Regions from separate parts of the Mus musculus genome. Here region 2 is linked to region 1. The links are chromatin contacts, found by Hi-C or POLR2A ChIA-PET in ENCODE. All regions are on one chromosome and are shown on one strand. Each heading gives the region's core, a stretch centred on a gene start or an enhancer-like site at or near the end of the contact. The rest is flanking DNA. Distances are from core to core; before and after follow the strand shown.

Evidence for each region. A loop is a pair of places that touch in the nucleus more often than their neighbours do. ChIA-PET counts read pairs that join two places held with the same protein, here RNA polymerase II (POLR2A).
Region 2: a loop to region 1 is called in a map of T-helper 17 cell, with 2.6 times the contacts of the local background. The contact joins the promoter of Sec24b here to the promoter of Mcub in region 1. A Hi-C loop is called at or near these places in 3 of 37 maps with a recorded cell type or tissue (T-helper 17 cell and regulatory T cell). POLR2A ChIA-PET finds 5 or more read pairs at or near these places in 1 of 5 experiments (Patski).

The regions. Positions count from the first base shown.
Region 1 is chr3:129,968,619-129,971,524 of GRCm38, reverse strand. Mcub (mitochondrial calcium uniporter dominant negative beta subunit) reads left to right here and starts at 1,319. Exons shown (of 8, transcript NM_025779.3): 1 at 1,319-1,575. The coding sequence starts at 1,450.
Region 2 is chr3:130,059,386-130,062,387 of GRCm38, reverse strand. Sec24b (Sec24 related gene family, member B (S. cerevisiae)) reads left to right here and starts at 1,481. Exons shown (of 24, transcript NM_207209.3): 1 at 1,481-1,819. The coding sequence starts at 1,720.

The DNA.
Region 1 (2,906 bases), core at 70-2,569:
CCGGCTGGCCTTGAACTTACAAACTAAGGTCCTCTTGTTTCTGCCTCCTGATTACTGGAATTAAAGTGCATCATTACCACTGACCTGGAGAAGCCTTCTATTGGATCTAAGGTTGTAACACCAGAGCAGGGAAACGCAATGGTGCCTCCGCAGCTAGCTTACCAACCAGCCAAACACTGGGATTACATGGCTAGAGGGGCGGGCGGGGGTGGGGGTGGGGCGGGGGATAGTGTACCAATCACAGCAAAACTCTCACACAGATGGTTTGTGTTCACACCAAAGACAACAACTGTAACTTTTGAGCTGCCAGGTAAAATGCTTCTCTTCTGGGCTGGTTAGAAATAGTGACAGGGCATGTGATAGCAAAACCGCCCTGTGTAAACTGAAACACTCCAGGCTGGGGCTGTAACCTTGGGAGCTTTGATCACCATCCTGTAGTTTCCTCAAGGCATCTGTGCTGCGCTCAGAATGGCAGAGTGTTTGACTGACAGTCCTTTGGCTCGAGGCAGCCAGGAATCAGGGGAAGCCTAACAGCTGCCAATTAGGAAGCCAAATTGCCTCCCCACCCCCACATGTTTGCCATTTACAGGAAAGCGAGCGTCGAGCATTGAGCATTGAGAGTGCTTACAATGCGAGCCTACAGAACTGATCGTTAACGCTAATAGCGGTTTTAACAGTGATTTCGCAATGCTTAACTCCTGCCCCTCGGGGAGCAGGGTCCTTTCATGTGCCCCCCAAAGAGAAGCAAGCTTTGCTGTGGAAGAAAATTTCCCAGTGTCTGGACTTGGGCCAGCCTGTAATGAACTACAAATCTCTGGAGCATCTAGAGTCCTGGGCTGACTTTGCCAGTGATCTGAGGCCCAGGAGAGGCTCATCCCAAGCCTTGGAGCCCACCTGGAGGTGGAGCTTTGGCAAACTCATTTTTCTTCCTCTTTCCAGCCGGGCAAAGGAGCGCAATTTCCAGGGACCTTTCAGCTCCCAGCTCCCAGTCCTTTCCTCAGAGCCCTGGAGTTTTGGTTCATGTTGTGGCAGGGTTTGGGGTAGCTCAGAGTGTACTCCAACTTTTTAGTGGATGGTGGCCTTGAACTCCCAATCATCGGCCTGCGTTCCCAAATCTGAGGTCCCAAGCAAGCCTCACTACTTCCGGTCCTGGCTTCTGTTGGGTTTTGACATCAACAGCTGCATGGTGTGAGTCCAGCTCCTCTTTCCTTTCTCAAGACGTATGTGAGGGAGCCAGGAAGAAGTTCGCCACTCGTTTGCGCTTTTTTAAAGAGAGAGAAAAAAAAATGTTTCTTTTTTTGTCGGAGGAAAAATACCCAGCCTGGAGCCCGGGTGTGCACCAAGCGAAGTCAAAGCGGGGACACACCCTCCTGTCGCCGCCCCAGTCGGCGGGGCGGGCAGAGCCCACAGCGGGCTGGGCTATAGCAGCCGGATGAGGATGCGTCGTTAATGCCAGGAGCTCTGTCCGGCAGGAGGATGCTCCCGAGCGGGCTATGTCTGGGTCGGTGGCAGCTGCTGCGGACGATCCGAGCCCGCGGCCGCGGGGATCCCAGGGAGCTGCCATCCACACCCCAGGTAAGGCGCGGCGCAGGCTCGGGAGCCTCGGGTGGAAAGTTTGCGTTGGGCAAGTTCGGCAGGAGTGAAAGCAGTTCCCTGCGTGCTGCTCCGCACCCCGACAGGTGGTGGCCGCGGGCGACTTGTCCCGGGGCTGTGGGGGAGACAGGCCAGGAGCGGCCAGCGCGGGGCGCATCTCCCGGGAGCGCAGCCCGCTGACCCCACCGCTGTGTCCTGCGGTCTGTAGTCGCCGGGGTGGAGGGGAGGCCGCGAGAGCTTGGTGGGCTGTGTCATCGGAGGGTGGCTGTCATCGGGGTGGGCTGTAACCTGGGATGCTGTCTTCCAGGGTGGACTGGCCCAGGACCCTGTCTTGCCCCTCCTCCAAACCCGGAGCCCCTCCCTTTCGTTACATGTAAACCCGAGTCAGTGGTGAATCAGAAGTGTGTGCTGTAACAGTTAGGCGGGCACAGTTTGTGTCATGGCCTGTGTGGAACCTCGAGGAGGAGGGAAGAGGTGTGGATGGGCACAGAAAAGGAAGAAGAGCGGGAACGTGCTGAGTTTACTAGCTTCATGATACAAAGGGGGCCAGGGGAAAGGGACCCGAGGCTGCTTGGGGCTGGGACTGGAGCTGAGTCTGCCCACACCTCAATTACTGGGTTAGCTTTCAGACTGCTAAAGGGAGAGCGATATATGAACATATTTACTATCTCTCACTGCAGTGAGAACGGAGCTGTGTCAGCTCCATCGCTTTCAGTTCCTGTATCTTTCCGGCTCGACTGCCCCAGTGCCCCAATCCTTGGATTCTGCCCCCCAAGTATAGTCTTAATGCCCCAGAATTTACACCGATAAAAGAAATATTTCAATGCTTAAAGGAACACTTTTGTTAAATGTTTGAAAGCAAGCAGAAACGTCCATTTTGACACTTCTACCTAAGGCAAACTCCTTAAAACTTATTGTGGGCAAACTCAGTGAAGTGGTTTCAGAAAAGTTCTCTAAAAATAGTACTTTAAGGTTTACCTCTCAGAGACAAAGGCATTCCGAACACTCTTAACTACTCACTCCTTTCTTTGCCTCACACCACAGAAACACAGTGATAATTAAACAGTGCTGACTAGAAAGCTCATTTGACAATTTCGAAGTGTTGAGAATGGAGCCAAACAACGAGGCTCTATTAGGCCACACCCACCTACCACTAGGTCTCTCCCATTTAAATACCTGGAGTAAATACCTGGATGAAATACCGGATCCCAGAATAAAGCCAAGCCTGCGGGGCTGCATCTCTGTGCAGCTTTGGATTCTCTACCCCCTAAGAGTTTCAGCTACAGCTGCTGGACCATTTTCTGTGAATCAGA
Region 2 (3,002 bases), core at 232-2,731, 91 kb before region 1:
GAGACCTCAAAACCTCAAAACACAGTGAGATAATTCTTCCATCAAGGCCACATCTCCTGATAGTGCCAATCTCGATGGGCTAAGCACTCAAACACTTGAGTCTTCGGGGCCATACCTACTCAAACCATCACAGTGGGGAACAGTTTCCCAGGTTTGTTAGGAAGGCTGCCTTTTATCTAACTGCCAGAAACCCTCCTATAGTCCAGGCTGATGTTTGGATTGCCATTTGGAATTTGGGGTACGGAAGTTTCCTTTAGGCCCAACACAACCGACCAACGGAAGTAAATAATTTTGGAGCCATTACATTATGGAGATCTATGGAAGTGTAATATCTCAGTCTGTGTGAGGAATCTTCCCTGAAGAAATAACATATCCATACACCTGATTGAAATCAGCTAACATCAAGAACACATTGCAGAGGCAGAAAGCCAATCGCCTATTCTTCCCTTACTCACATGGTGTCACCCTTAATTTTAGTAAATTCAAAGGACTCCTGGCAAGGGCTTGAACTGTGACCTCCTTGATGAAGTGGGGGTGTGATCTCTAGCTCAGGGAGGCTGAGCTGCTGCGAACAAAGCCACAATACACATGAATACAGAGCATAATGTGGCTGGAAATCTCAGAACTCCAAAGTTTATTTTTAGTGCGGTTCGATAGGGCATCCGTCATTAACTCACGGCAACTATTTAAGGAAGGCTTTGTGTTCTAGAACTACGAACCTTTGAGGTTGGCATAACCTTCCAGTAAATAGGATTCCAGCGCTCCGGAAATGCCATCTTACTAGATCACATTCTGAATCCGAACGTTTTTGAGCAGTTGCACACCCACCACTGTGTGACCGTGACCTAGTTGGGACCAAGATGCCCAAATGACTTGGATAAAGTAGTCTTTACTTGCCAGTCAGCATGCTGAACGGACCAGGGAGATTGCTTCTAAGACTTCACTAAGGTAGTCAAAGCAAGCTGACCTGTCTTCTGGATGCCACAGCTCTCCTAAACACCAACGGGCGGGCGGAGCCAACCCTTGGTGGGTGGGGGGAATATAAAGTTCGTCTTCAAGCTCTCCTAGTATTAGGCATTCATCTTTCTCCTAGCGTTTAAAGCCACTGGTCAAAGTTCTGGCTTTACTGCCACTGTTATGGGGAATCTGTCATAGAGAAATGTTTTCTCTCTGCTTGGGAATTACACATTTTCAATCAACATTTAGCTTGATTGCGCTGTTAATTTGGAATTAAGTTGGAGTGGGGGGGGGTGGCGTTGTACAAGAATAAATAACAAATCCAAAGCCAGGCTTCCTCTTCCGAGGATGGGTACGTGGGTGGGCTGGGACTGGCGTGACCCAGGACTCGGGACCTCAGCCCGCAGCTTTGCACCGCTCTGCAGCACTGCAGGGCGCAGGCTCCATCCGGGTAGCGGCGGCCACCGTGGCCCGCGCCTTTCCCTTCGGCGGCGGCGCCGCAGCCGCAGTCTGGCCTGTGCGGGGAGGTGGTCGCAGCTCCGGCCTGCAGGGGGCGCTGGCGCGGGAGGGCTGGGCCGGGGTCCGCACGCGTGCGGTGGTGGCGCGGCCGAGCGTGGGTGCCCGGGCCGCGGTCGTCGGTGAGAGTGACTCGGCCTGTGACGCGGGCGCGTTCCTTCCTCTTCCTCTTCCTCCGCGGCCCCGCCTTCCTTCCCTCCGCCCATCTCCCGCCGCGGAGGAGCCGCCGCCGCCAGCCGCGCCGTCATGTCGGCCCCCGCCGGGTCCCCTCACCCGGCCGCCGGCGCCCGGATGCCGCCCAAGCTCGGCGGAGCTGTCTCCGGCCTGGCACCGCCGCAGCAGAACGGTGAGGCGGGAGGCCGGGGCGCGGCGTGGGGCCTAGGCAGGCGGAAGGGAGGGAGAGCGGGCGGGCGGGCGGGCGGCCTGCGCGGTGGCTGGGGGCGGGCAGGGCAGGGCCGGACCGGGGAGGCCGCGGTGGGGCCCCGAGGCCGCGGTGGAGCCTGGAGGCCGCGATGCGGCGAGGGGAGCGACCGAAGGGCCGGCAGGGCGGGGCCGCCGGCCGCCTGCCATCCAGGCCTGCCCTCCCGCGCGGACCGAGGCCGGAGTGGAGGGGTCGGCGGCCCGCACGACCGTCTGCTCCGACCTGGGCGCCGGCCGGTTGCCCCGGGCGACCCTTTGGGCCCCGAGAGCTCACAGGACGCCGGGGCCGCAGAGTGCTTGGTCTATGGAGGGCTGGGAGCAACCTTGGTACCTGGTGGATCGCATCCTTCCGGGCCCCAGGAACGTAGCTTTGATTTTTTTTTTTTTAAGGCCCAGCGAGCACGCCGCCTGGAAGGGAACTTAGTTTGCACTCAAGTTTGTAGGCAGAAGGATGTAAATGTGCTGCAGAAGTGTAACTGTAACCCCGACCCACTTCGGCCTCGGATCTGTTGTGGTTTGCCGCTGCGGTTGCTGCTCAAGCCTTTGGAGTTCGCTTGTAGTAGTGTAGTGTTCCCGGGGTAGCAGGTGTCAACTAAGCGAACACCTTTAGAGTCCCCCATCTCCAGCTTCACTTTCAAGTCTAGGAAAACGTGCCAGAGTTGCTTGGCCCTGTTTTGATGCAAGGCCTGCGTAGGGAAACACGACTGTGGCTTTCATACAGAGGTTATAGGCTCCGAGCATGCAGGAGTTATTGCTGAGAAATGATCTTACCCTAGCGTGCCTGGCCCCTGCTCTGGATATCTGGAATGTTCCTAAGTAGGGGAGGGGCCCTCCTTAGAGAGTTGAGTGTGTCTAATGAGACCCTCCCAAAGTAAAGCGAAGAAAATCCCTCTGCCCTGTGTCAAAAAACAAAACTACTCAATACTCATCAAATCATTGGCCTAGTTTACACAGCGTGCTAATCAAATTTACAGCCAAAGTTTGGAAAATCAGTAATGCTTTTCAAACACGAAACACCCCAAGAATCAGGTGGAATTTTTTATTCACAATTAAAAAAAAATGATGGTTTAGTCTTAAGATCCCTAGGTTGGTCTTACTTATCAATATTT